2 separate regions of the Homo sapiens genome follow, and region 1 is linked to region 2. A link is a loop called in an ENCODE intact Hi-C map of the cell type or tissue named here. Cell type or tissue: chondrocyte. All regions are shown on one strand. Links, peaks and the distances in the headings refer to the core of each region. The heading gives the core; the rest is flanking DNA.

What was found. A loop is a pair of places that touch in the nucleus more often than their neighbours do. Peaks named below come from ENCODE experiments on the same cell type or tissue, not always from the same donor. Only the 100,000 strongest peaks of a DNase experiment are listed, where the experiment ranks them.
Region 1: it touches region 2 in a loop (2.0-fold over the local background); 9 of 110 quality-filtered maps call a loop at or near these places.

What each region holds. Positions count from the first base shown.
Region 1 is chr2:189,055,335-189,060,730 of GRCh38, forward strand. It overlaps COL5A2 (collagen type V alpha 2 chain), which reads right to left. Exons shown (of 54, transcript NM_000393.5): 31 at 5,396; 32 at 3,515-3,559; 33 at 3,095-3,193; 34 at 1,986-2,093; 35 at 1,639-1,692. Among named protein-coding and RNA genes, the nearest start is that of MIR3606, 62 kb to the left of the region's middle. In chondrocyte, for the core only: no CTCF peak of the experiment used is centred there; no DNase peak of the experiment used is centred there.
Region 2 is chr2:188,981,902-188,987,237 of GRCh38, forward strand. It overlaps COL3A1 (collagen type III alpha 1 chain), which reads left to right. Exons shown (of 51, transcript NM_000090.4): 2 at 2,859-3,061; 3 at 3,296-3,346; 4 at 3,764-3,877; 5 at 5,158-5,238. LOC105373791 (a long non-coding RNA gene) reads right to left here and starts at 2,918. Exons shown (of 3, transcript XR_007087614.1): 1 at 2,810-2,918. In chondrocyte, for the core only: CTCF peaks have their summits at 1,715 (motif pointing right), 2,503 and 2,716; no DNase peak of the experiment used is centred there.

The DNA.
Region 1 (5,396 bases), core at 140-5,139, 73 kb after region 2:
GGTAATCACAAACTTGAAACTGTGGGAATATTGAAGTCCTCTTTAAAACAAGTTCTCTATCTTATAACTGTGTCTTGCCTCTTCATATGCAGCCCAAATATTCTTTCATCGTTTAATTTCTGTATGTACAACTAAAGAAACTTAAGGAACAAAAATGACTTTAATTTTATAGATTTGACAAGAACATAAGAAATCTGTGTTCTTATAGTCTCTGGATCTACAATGGAATGATATCATTCCAATAATTTATGTAATATACTTCTTTAAAGGATTTGATGAAATATAAATATCACTTCATTACTTATGTTTATAGATTTTTTATACAGAGAAAACATGTTATTCATTTTTTCCCTACTATGAGATTGCAGTAAGTGCTTTGCTCTGCTTCTTTCCTGCAACAATGTAGTGTCCTCATTAAAAATAAAGCAGTCATTGCTTACATCCTGGTCCTATCACATTGCAATTTCAAAGTTAGTTCATAGGCACAATTGATATGTATTTTAGATTTTCCCTTAAAACAAACTGCCAATGCATCGTTCCTATAAATAGTACTGCACTACTTATGCATTCCAGGACATCCATGATGTAAAATATTAAAAATATGCCAGATTTACTTGACTATTTTTGAAATATTAAATTAAATATTAGATTTAACTAAAAGGCAAGGTGTATCTTTTGTGCATAATTTGTTAAAAGAAGTGGTGCATCCTTAATTAAATTTGCATAAAAAGGACTAATTACCCTTAAGATGAAAATTTTCTACTACATTTCACTATATTTCCTTAATCTAAAGCTATTATAACCAATGTATTAACAATGACTCAATGTGCAGAACCAAATAGCAGTTCTCTTTTATTATGTTACAACTGTAATTGCCAGGGCACACATGACAACTAACAGCAAACCATGTCATACTGAAACAGAAATCATTAGTCAAATATCAGGTACTATTCCAGAAAATGATGGATGTTTAAGCCATTGTGACTAGCCACTCTTACATGAGGAAATCATTTATGTCTGAAAATATATTGTCCTTCGAGTCTGATTGTCCTTGGAATTGTAAATGCATTCTAATTTCAAAGACCTAACGCTTGTTAAATGTCAATTTCTGACATGACATTAAACAATGCTTTGCAGTTGACCATCCTTCTGGACATTCTGCTTGTTCAAACTGTTTATTAATGATAACATTAATGACGATTCACTGTGCAGTAAATTTCTCACCCCAACATCCAATATACTGAGAAACATTTATCACAACTTTGGTGACTCCACAAAGCTCTACTTGTCTATGCTGGAATGAAGTATTGGCCAGCTCACTAGATTAGCATTTTAACAGAAATAAACCTTGTGTATGAAATAAAAAGATGATAGAGAAAGATAAAGAGGGCCCCCATCCCCTTAAGGCACTTATCTCATAGGCACAATAAATATGTTTTTATTTAAGTTTCATTTAATTCAGGGTAAGCAAAATGAATAAACCGTGGTTGAATCACAGCAGATCTCACATGCCATTATTCTCCAACTCCTGACTACCAAGGAAACATGACTGACTTTATTTTGGAAGGTTCAGGGAAACTCATATGATACTGTAATGTTGGTTCCTAGCCCAGCTAGAAAAGGAATACTTTCACTTACTCTTGCACCATCATTTCCAGCTGTGCCTTCAGCACCTTTTTCTCCTATGCCACCCTGGGAAAACACACAAAATACAATTGATTCATTTAATTGTCTCTTTCCCACACTTGTGTGTAAGTTTCATGAGAGTGAAGGCTAATTGTCATTTTCCTAGTCGTATCCAGGTGAGCCTGGGATGGTGCCTCACACTGTGCATTTTCTCAGTAAATGTTTATTAGAAGAATGAAAAATGAATGACTAGTGACTCAGGATGGTAGAAATAAAAGCCTGCTCAAGAAATCATTTCATTTTCAGCAGAAAGTCTGAATAAATGAACTGAAAAAAAAAAAAAAAAAAAAAGGACTTACTCTGTCACCCTTGGGGCCAGGAGTTCCTGCAATTCCTCTTTCTCCCGGCATACCTTGAAGACCTGGTGGGCCTGTATCTCCAGGGGTCCCAGATGGACCTGGACTGCCCTAAAATGAACCAACATTAAGTGACCATACCAATAATATTAAGATTAAACTAATGAAATTGCTTTTTAGTGGGTCAAAAGTAGTTGTCAGCAATTTCATGTAGTTCAACTTAGTGCTTATATTTTTCATCTGAGAAAGTTGTCTCTGAGTGAGTTGATATTTTGAAATTAAAAAAACCAGATTTTGTTTTTGATTGCTGCTTTATATTTTTAACTTTTCTCTTAAGAGGCAATTGAACGCTATTTCAAATAAAAAGGATAGAGTTGCCTTTTTTTCCCTCTGTTGGCAACATAATGGAATATATTAAGAAAGAAAGACATTACATTTAGAGAAATATTTCATTCTCTCTTTAATGAAACTGATATTTGATATTAACCTGGTTTTCAGGCTAATATAGTGTCTAAATTGTAGTAGACTGCATCAATCACTCTAAACCCTGAAAATAATAAGGGGTCTCATGTCACATGACCATGAAAAATTCTACTTCAATTGTTTATACTGAAGTTGGCCACATTATTTTCTACCAATCACTAAATGGCACACATTTCTGCCTTATGATGCATTATATTTTCAGATTTTAAAAGTTCCATATTTTCACATATGTAGTAAGCAGAATTGTGAAACCTGAGACAAGGAAAATGGAGCATATTATTAGAAAAGCCTCCTAATAAATTATGTAATTTTCTATTTCTTTCCTCTGTTTATTCATAGAAGCCACTAATAAAATGTACATAAACATTAGAAATGTGTTTGTATATGGAAGTCTATCACCATGTGCACTAAACTACAATCCCCATCAAAGAAGAGAGTCTTCTTTTTAGCTGACACTTTAGTTGCAAGGAAAAAGCCTAGTAAGCGCTCATTAAATATTTGTGGAAGAAGAAAATGATATAATCAAATTATCTTTCAAAAACAAGACAAATGCATTCTCACACCATCATGCGTTTATTAAGCAGTAATTTTAAAGCATTTTAAAACACTGAGATCACTATGACACTTACTTTTGGGCCATCAGGACCATGTCCTCCAGCCATTCCCTTCTCACCAGGGAGTCCAGTTATCCCAGGTTCTCCTCTTTCCCCAGGATTTCCTCGTTCTCCCTAGCACAAAATTGGGATGTCAAATAATCTCAATACTTGATCTAAAAATAGGTCAAAATGTTTCTGAGAAATGGCTTCTACTGCGGAAAAATTCAGAAATGAGACATTACTAAATCTCAATTTTCTAATTTAGTGATAAGAAATAAATTTGAAGTAAGGATATGCTAGTTTCATAGCACAAAATATTTCTCATAAAATTAATTTTTATCCAGTCAAAGAATTTATAGGTTAAAATAAATCCCAGTTTAAGATTTTAAAAGACACCTTTTAAAACTGAAGCCAGTGGGAAACAACATTAATCATGAAGATTAAAATACTTACTCTAGGTCCTAACGGGCCAACTGCTCCGGGATCTCCAGGAACACCCTATAAACACATTTTTTTTTTTTAATGGAACAAGAGCTTTGAGTTTAGGCATTTATCAGAAAACTTTCCAGTTCATACACCTAGTTTCTATTAATGTGCCATTAGAAGGCTGCATAAGCCAACAATTTAAAGAAAGAAAAGTACGTATATTTTTATAAATGAGGGAATATTACATGTTTTAGATGAAAACATTTTTCCAAAAAACTTTGTATTATACCTGAATGTTTGATTTTTGGCAATGAGAACATGCAAAGTACTATTTCACAAAGATAGAGCATTAGTTTTTTAGAGGCAACAAAATACATGCTAAATGTCTTTTTTTAAACTAATGGAAGATGAAAAAGTTTAAATAAAGAAAAGTTATATAAAAAGGGCTAAAGAGTTGGTCTTTTAAATAGAACCAATCCAATTCTACTCAATTAAGTAAATCTTTCTTGAGCCTATAATATGGACAAAGCACTCTACTAGGTATTGTGCATTCAAACCAGTGCAGTCATGTCTAAATTAAAAGTTTGTTTGTTCTTACATAAAAGAAAGTTTGTCAATTTGAAATTTCTTTCTTTGATAAAGATAACTTTATCAAATAGGCCTCCAATCTTATTCTCCGAAATGGACTGTCCTCACTGTGGCCTGATCTCCCTAATCTTATCATATTACTCCTTCCTTAAAAACCCTTCTTTTTTCTTTTCTGGTTTTTTTTTTTTTTTTTTTTTTTTTTGAGACGTTGTCTCGCTCTATCACCCAGGCTGGAGTACAATGGTGGCATGATCTTGGCTCACTGCAACCTCCACCTCCTGGATTAAAGTGATTCTCCTGCCTCAGCCTCCCAAGTAGCTGGGAATACAGGCATGTGCCACCATGCCCAGGTAATTTTTGTATTTTTAGTACAGACGGTTGGCCAGGCTGGTCTCGAACTCCTGATGCCAAGTGATTCACCTGCCTCAGTCTCCCAAAGTGCTGGGATTACAGGTGTGAGCCACTGTGCCCAGCCTAAAAACTCTTCCTTAGCTTCCCATTACTCTAATGATGAAGAACAAATTAGAATCAAATTAAAGCCCTCCATAATCAGGCCCCTGAGTCACCCTGCAGCCCCCTTTCTATTTTCCCCAAATTACATTACCCACTCTGATTTGTAAGCTTGTCTCATTTCCTGGAGGTTTTTCCTATCTTCCCTCCTTCATCATTATCATCATTCATCTCTCAGATCTCATAAAAGATATTACTTTGTCTGGAAAACCTTTCCTAAAACCCCCAAGTCTTATTTAGGTGCATCTTTTTTGTTTCCATAAACATAGTACCTCCCTTATTATAGCATTTAGAGCATGCTATTATTGTAATTGTCCTATACTCTCTGAATCCTACTATACTGTAAGGACAGCAAGGTCCAAATCCATTTTGTTCAGCTGGTTCAGGCCAGTGCTTTGTAGAGGCAAGCACACAGAGTGTTCAGCAAATATTTATTAAATGATTAAATGAACAAATGAATCATTCAAAGAAAAATAAATAAATCTATGAGCCAGGAAAACGACAGAATAAAATTGTTAGTATTTGTCCATAACTGTTTATATAAAGTGGTTAAGAACACATCTTGGGAAGCAGATGACCTGGGTTCAAATCTATTAACTGTGTGACTTTGGGAAAGTTATCTAACATCTGTATGCCCCATTTTCCTCATCTACAAAATGGAGATAATGATAGTACCTAGTACATAGGGCTGCTTTGAGAACTCAAAGAGATAATGTATGTAAAGGAAAGCACAACAGAGCCTCACACATAAAAAGTGATAATTGAGCCAGCAATGTATAGTGTTGCCATTATTATTATTTAAACACTTACT
Region 2 (5,336 bases), core at 337-5,336:
TAGAAAAACAGAGAAAGGGCTAATTTTCAGCCACAAGTTTTTACAGGAACTGACTTCTCAGGAGAGCCAAATTTATTTCAAGTGGATGTGAAATAAGTTATGGCAATAAATAAAGTTGCATTAATTCTTATTTTTTAAACATTCCAACTCTCTTTTTTTTACTTAAAACAATATGACTTTCTAAAGTAAAACAAAACATACATGCACCATGTTGACTGTCATGTGCAGGTGAGAAGAGAAAAATATTTTAAGAATATGATAATTTTTAAAATTGCACTAAAATAATCTTTATATTGAGGCCTCCGTGTTTTAAAAAGTACTATAATATGTTTCTAATAAAATTTAGAAACAATAAGCTAAATAACAACGTTAATACTTATAACATTGCATTTGACCCAATTTTAACAAACTCATTTACAATTTTAATAAGTCAATATTGTGCTCATTTATTTAATAATTAGCAGAACAAATGGAAAGTACTGTATTTCTAATGATGTGAGGACACCCTTAATGAGACATAAACATAGGAGGATGAATACACAGGAGGGAAAAGTATTTATGTTAATTTCTAGGCAGATCAAGAACATATAGAAGATACTTAAAATAGGAAATGTTTGAGCCTAGCTTTAACTATTATCTTCATTTGTCTTTAATATGCCTTTAGTATTCAATGGCTGTTTTTCATAATCCACGTGCTGTATTAAGTGTGAAAAGATATGCCTGATCCAGAGGCAATGAGCTAAAAGAATCATCTGTACAATCTAACAATGCTTTTGAGGATGGATCTGGAGGGCTTAAAATACACATTATTAATGGGAAAATCTTGGGCTGAAACTAATCTGTAGGAATATTTCATATAAAGTTGATTTGGAGAAAATTTTTAAGTGGTTCATTTTGAGAAAAGGAACCAATGTAATTACAGTGTTCCATGTAATTTTACTGCACAATCTTCCAAACCCAAATTTTCGGACCTTTTCTGCAGACTGGTGAACTTAGTACTTAAATATGAAACGCCAGTTCTGTCTAGAGAACAAAATGAGTTTAATGCATAGACTCACCTGTTATTACTCTTCACACCAATGTGTAAATGACTGTTTGCTCTTCTATTAAATATATTTTCCGTAACACCATTCAAATAGGCCTACTTCATTTCCACTGAGATAAGCATTTTGGTATTCAGCTTTTATATTCACTAAGAATTAAGAAATGCTGTTTTAAAAGCTTAGGAAATGTATATAGAAAATATATCCCATGTTCTCATATATGTGTTTCAGACATAGGGGAGGAATTAGAATAAATTTTCTAAATAAACAAATTATTTGCCTACTTAAAATTGCAATTAAAAAATGAAGCTTTCCTTCGTTAGCTGTAAACTACATTGAGAAATTGTAACATAAAAAAGAATGGATTTTTAAAACTTCTTGAGTAGATCAAGTGTCTTGTACAATATCATTAAATTTGTATCAGAACACATAAATGGAAATGAGGTGGGGAAGCAATTGCAGTACTTTCTAGAGTCTAGGTTTTGAAATTCTTTTTGGTGAACATTTACTAAATCAGCTAAACATTTCAACTCATTTAAACACAAACCTAAATTATTATTACCCTAGACAGAGAGATGATATAGCAACGGGACCTCGAAAAGGTGATCTTTTGTGGCTGCATGTAGTGCCCAGATGGAAAAATCTTAGGACCACTAAAAGGCCTCTTGACCACTAGGCGGCAAAAACTAATTTTGAACTACTTGCCTACTCGGTAGCAGGCCTCTTTCAATAGACATTTTAAATATCTTGGCTTTGAGAAAATAAAAATTTCACCATCTCACAAAAATATAAATTACTGAACAGTACATCATTTGTTGTTTGCAAAAATTTTTGCAGATGCTTAGAAACTTATTATTTATTTACTCAATTACTGGCAAACTATCATACTAATTGTCAAGAACTAAAGTTGTATTTAACCACAATACACAGCTAATGCCTTAAGAATTGAGACCAGGTTTTGTTTTGGCAATTCCTAAGCTGATTCATAGTTAATAGCTGCTGAAATTTCAGTACCTTGTATATAATTATGAAGCAAGTCTAAAATTTTGGTTGAAGCAATTTTTTTTACCATTTTAAGCCACAAATACAGATGGTTATGATTCATATTTTCCCTATTATTTTTACTTATTCCTTGCCAATGTTTATTTTAAAAACATCTTTTTCTTTTCTTTTTGGTGATTTGGAAATGTCTTTACATCCATATGGGATATACAATATATTATGTCATATCATGTTGAGCTACTAATGCCAAATAGAGCTAACAGTGACATTCAATACACATAATAAGTTCTGTTAAAACTTTCCCAGGAAAATCTGGTAGAGTTTTATGCTGCCAAGATTAGCTCAGTTTTCCCCTGAATTTCTCAACTAGGTTGATAAAATCCAGAAAGTCTTCAGAGTTAGTGACAAAATCATCTCTTTAGTTTAATGCTCCCATCTGCTGTTAAGGCAAAGAATAGCAATTGGGTAGAAGAGCTTATTTTCAATGTTCCTTTAATAAATAAATGTTTAAATGCTTGTGTGATATACATTGATGTTAATTCTTACTATAAATGAAATTAAAATATCTGCTGGTCTTAAGGAAAATTGACTATGGTGTGCCAATTTTATGTTAACAAGCAGATATGATATTTTAATTAATTTCTTGCTACTTAGCAAATTACATAGGGCAAGTATAATTTTCTAATGAAAGGAAGAAATTATTTGTTTCAAACCTTTTCAACTTTGGCTATTGTTAATAGTCCTAACAGAGTAACAAAAATCACCTTTCAGCAAAACCTAAGGAAACTTCACGTCATCTAACTTGTTTTTCAGCTGTTGAAGGAGGATGTTCCCATCTTGGTCAGTCCTATGCGGATAGAGATGTCTGGAAGCCAGAACCATGCCAAATATGTGTCTGTGACTCAGGATCCGTTCTCTGCGATGACATAATATGTGACGATCAAGAATTAGACTGCCCCAACCCAGAAATTCCATTTGGAGAATGTTGTGCAGTTTGCCCACAGCCTCCAACTGCTGTGAGTTTAAAGATAAACTGTACATCTTCAATATTCATATTTAGACACATGAATAGCTCCTATATCATAGGAGCCTAAAAGGGAATGAAAGTCATGTTCATCAAATAGCCATGTTTGTATTACGAGTAAAAAGTGACCGTTTCAATTTAAAGATAAGGATTGGTTAGAATCTGGGTTACTAAATAATATGCAAATTCTGTGTCTTGTTTAACTTGTTTCTTTTCCATTTATTAGCCTACTCGCCCTCCTAATGGTCAAGGACCTCAAGGCCCCAAGGGAGATCCAGTAAGTAAACATTCTTCAGTAGAATAAAATTAATACTAATGATAATTCTAGTAAGAGTTTGCTTTTTCTAGATTTGAGCTTTCATCATACATTCTCTTCATTACCACATATTTGAATAATGGCACCAAACAACAGACTGAGAATCCATAATTGTACGTGTAAAGATTTCAATTTCCCAAACTTCATATTATGTCTTCACCCCCATGATCAGTTTAAAGAAAATGTGTAGGTCAATATACAAAGGAATACATTATACTTAAATTATTCACAAGATTTTGATTAAAAAGTATGTGTTATAAAGAAAATATATTACTTATATTGTTTCCTAATATTATAAAGTAGAGAAACAACAATCTGATAATGATTGTGAATCACCAGGATTTTTCACTATTTAATTTATTTTTATCTCTTTTTTAGGGCCCTCCTGGTATTCCTGGGAGAAATGGTGACCCTGGTATTCCAGGACAACCAGGGTCCCCTGGTTCTCCTGGCCCCCCTGGAATCTGTGAATCATGCCCTACTGGTCCTCAGGTATAACAATTACGGTACTTAAAAAATTCCCTCATAAAACTATCTAGTTCATCTTCTTTCTTTACTCGATATTACGTCTCACTATTATGAGTTCTTTGTATCTGTTCTCTGATTCAGTGTATTTAATAAATCCTTATTTAGTGCTTCTATGTATTAGGCACTATTCTAAGTACTTTATAAGTATTCATTTTTCCTCATAATGCTAATGTCATTGCTACTATATCCTTGGAAAATTTGCTAATTTCTCAGCAGATATATAGCATACACATTATGTTTAAGAAGTGAACTATGAACTTAACAAAAAAAATTAACCTAAATAATTTAGTTAGTACTGTATCCATACTTTATTCTCCTACTAATACCAATGTCAAAGCCTCTAAAAGTTTAGACAAAAAGAAGTTGAAGAACTGTTAGTATTCCTATTGAACAGGATTATTTCTGCCTATGAAACTGCTCTTGCTAATACTTCAGAGCACACCTTGCTTCTCCTGAAGCATGGCAGCCAAATAAATCTGCAGGTAAAACAACCAAACAAATAAATATGACAAAATTTCTGTTGCATGGAATTAGGTGAAACGAGAAAATATATTACACAAATTTTTGTGAGGTTAAAAAGTGCATTTCAAAAAGCAATTCAACAAGAACCAAAGTATATTGTCTAAGTTATTCTTATTCTAGTAACCAAACAGAACCTAACTCTAGACCTGGAACTTAGAATTTAAAAAAAGCTTCAAAGAAATCTAATAAGCATATGAGCCTTTCTACTATTTTTTGGTTTATTTTCTATGGAGATGTTTATTTTTGAGTGAATCTTTTAGTCATATTAACCAGAATCCAGGGGATATGAATTTTACTTGTATCATTAAGTGTTTGAAAAATAATTTGACTTCATTTTTTTGCTCAAAATGAGAAGGTGTATTATATGATCTCGAGACTCTTTTGGCCTCAAACAGCCTATGATCCTATGTTTGTAATGATGTAGCTACTGCTTAGAAATAATAGCTTAAGTAAGCGCATAATAGGAAAAATTGGGGGGAACTAACATTGAACACAGTGGAAAGATTTGTGCATCCCACAAGAAAATGCTTCTGTAGGATATCTAACGTCTAAATCTACAGAAAGACACGATAAACAAGATAATTAGTGAATACATACCACATCTTTTGGCACACAAAAACCTATCAGTAGACAGTAGATGTTGCATGCACTTCTAAATGCTTTTTAAAAGAATTATGAACTGTCTGTTAAAATGATCATATCTATTTGTCTCCTTGCCACAGAACTATTCTCCCCAGTATGATTCATATGATGTCAAGTCTGGAGTAGCAGTAGGAGGACTCGCAGGCTATCCTGGACCAGCTGTACGTACAAATGTTTCTCAGCATTTTGGAGCTTTATTATCTTTCTGGTTTGTAAAATCTTGAATGGTTGCTCTTCTAGGAATTCAGTATTTTTATGG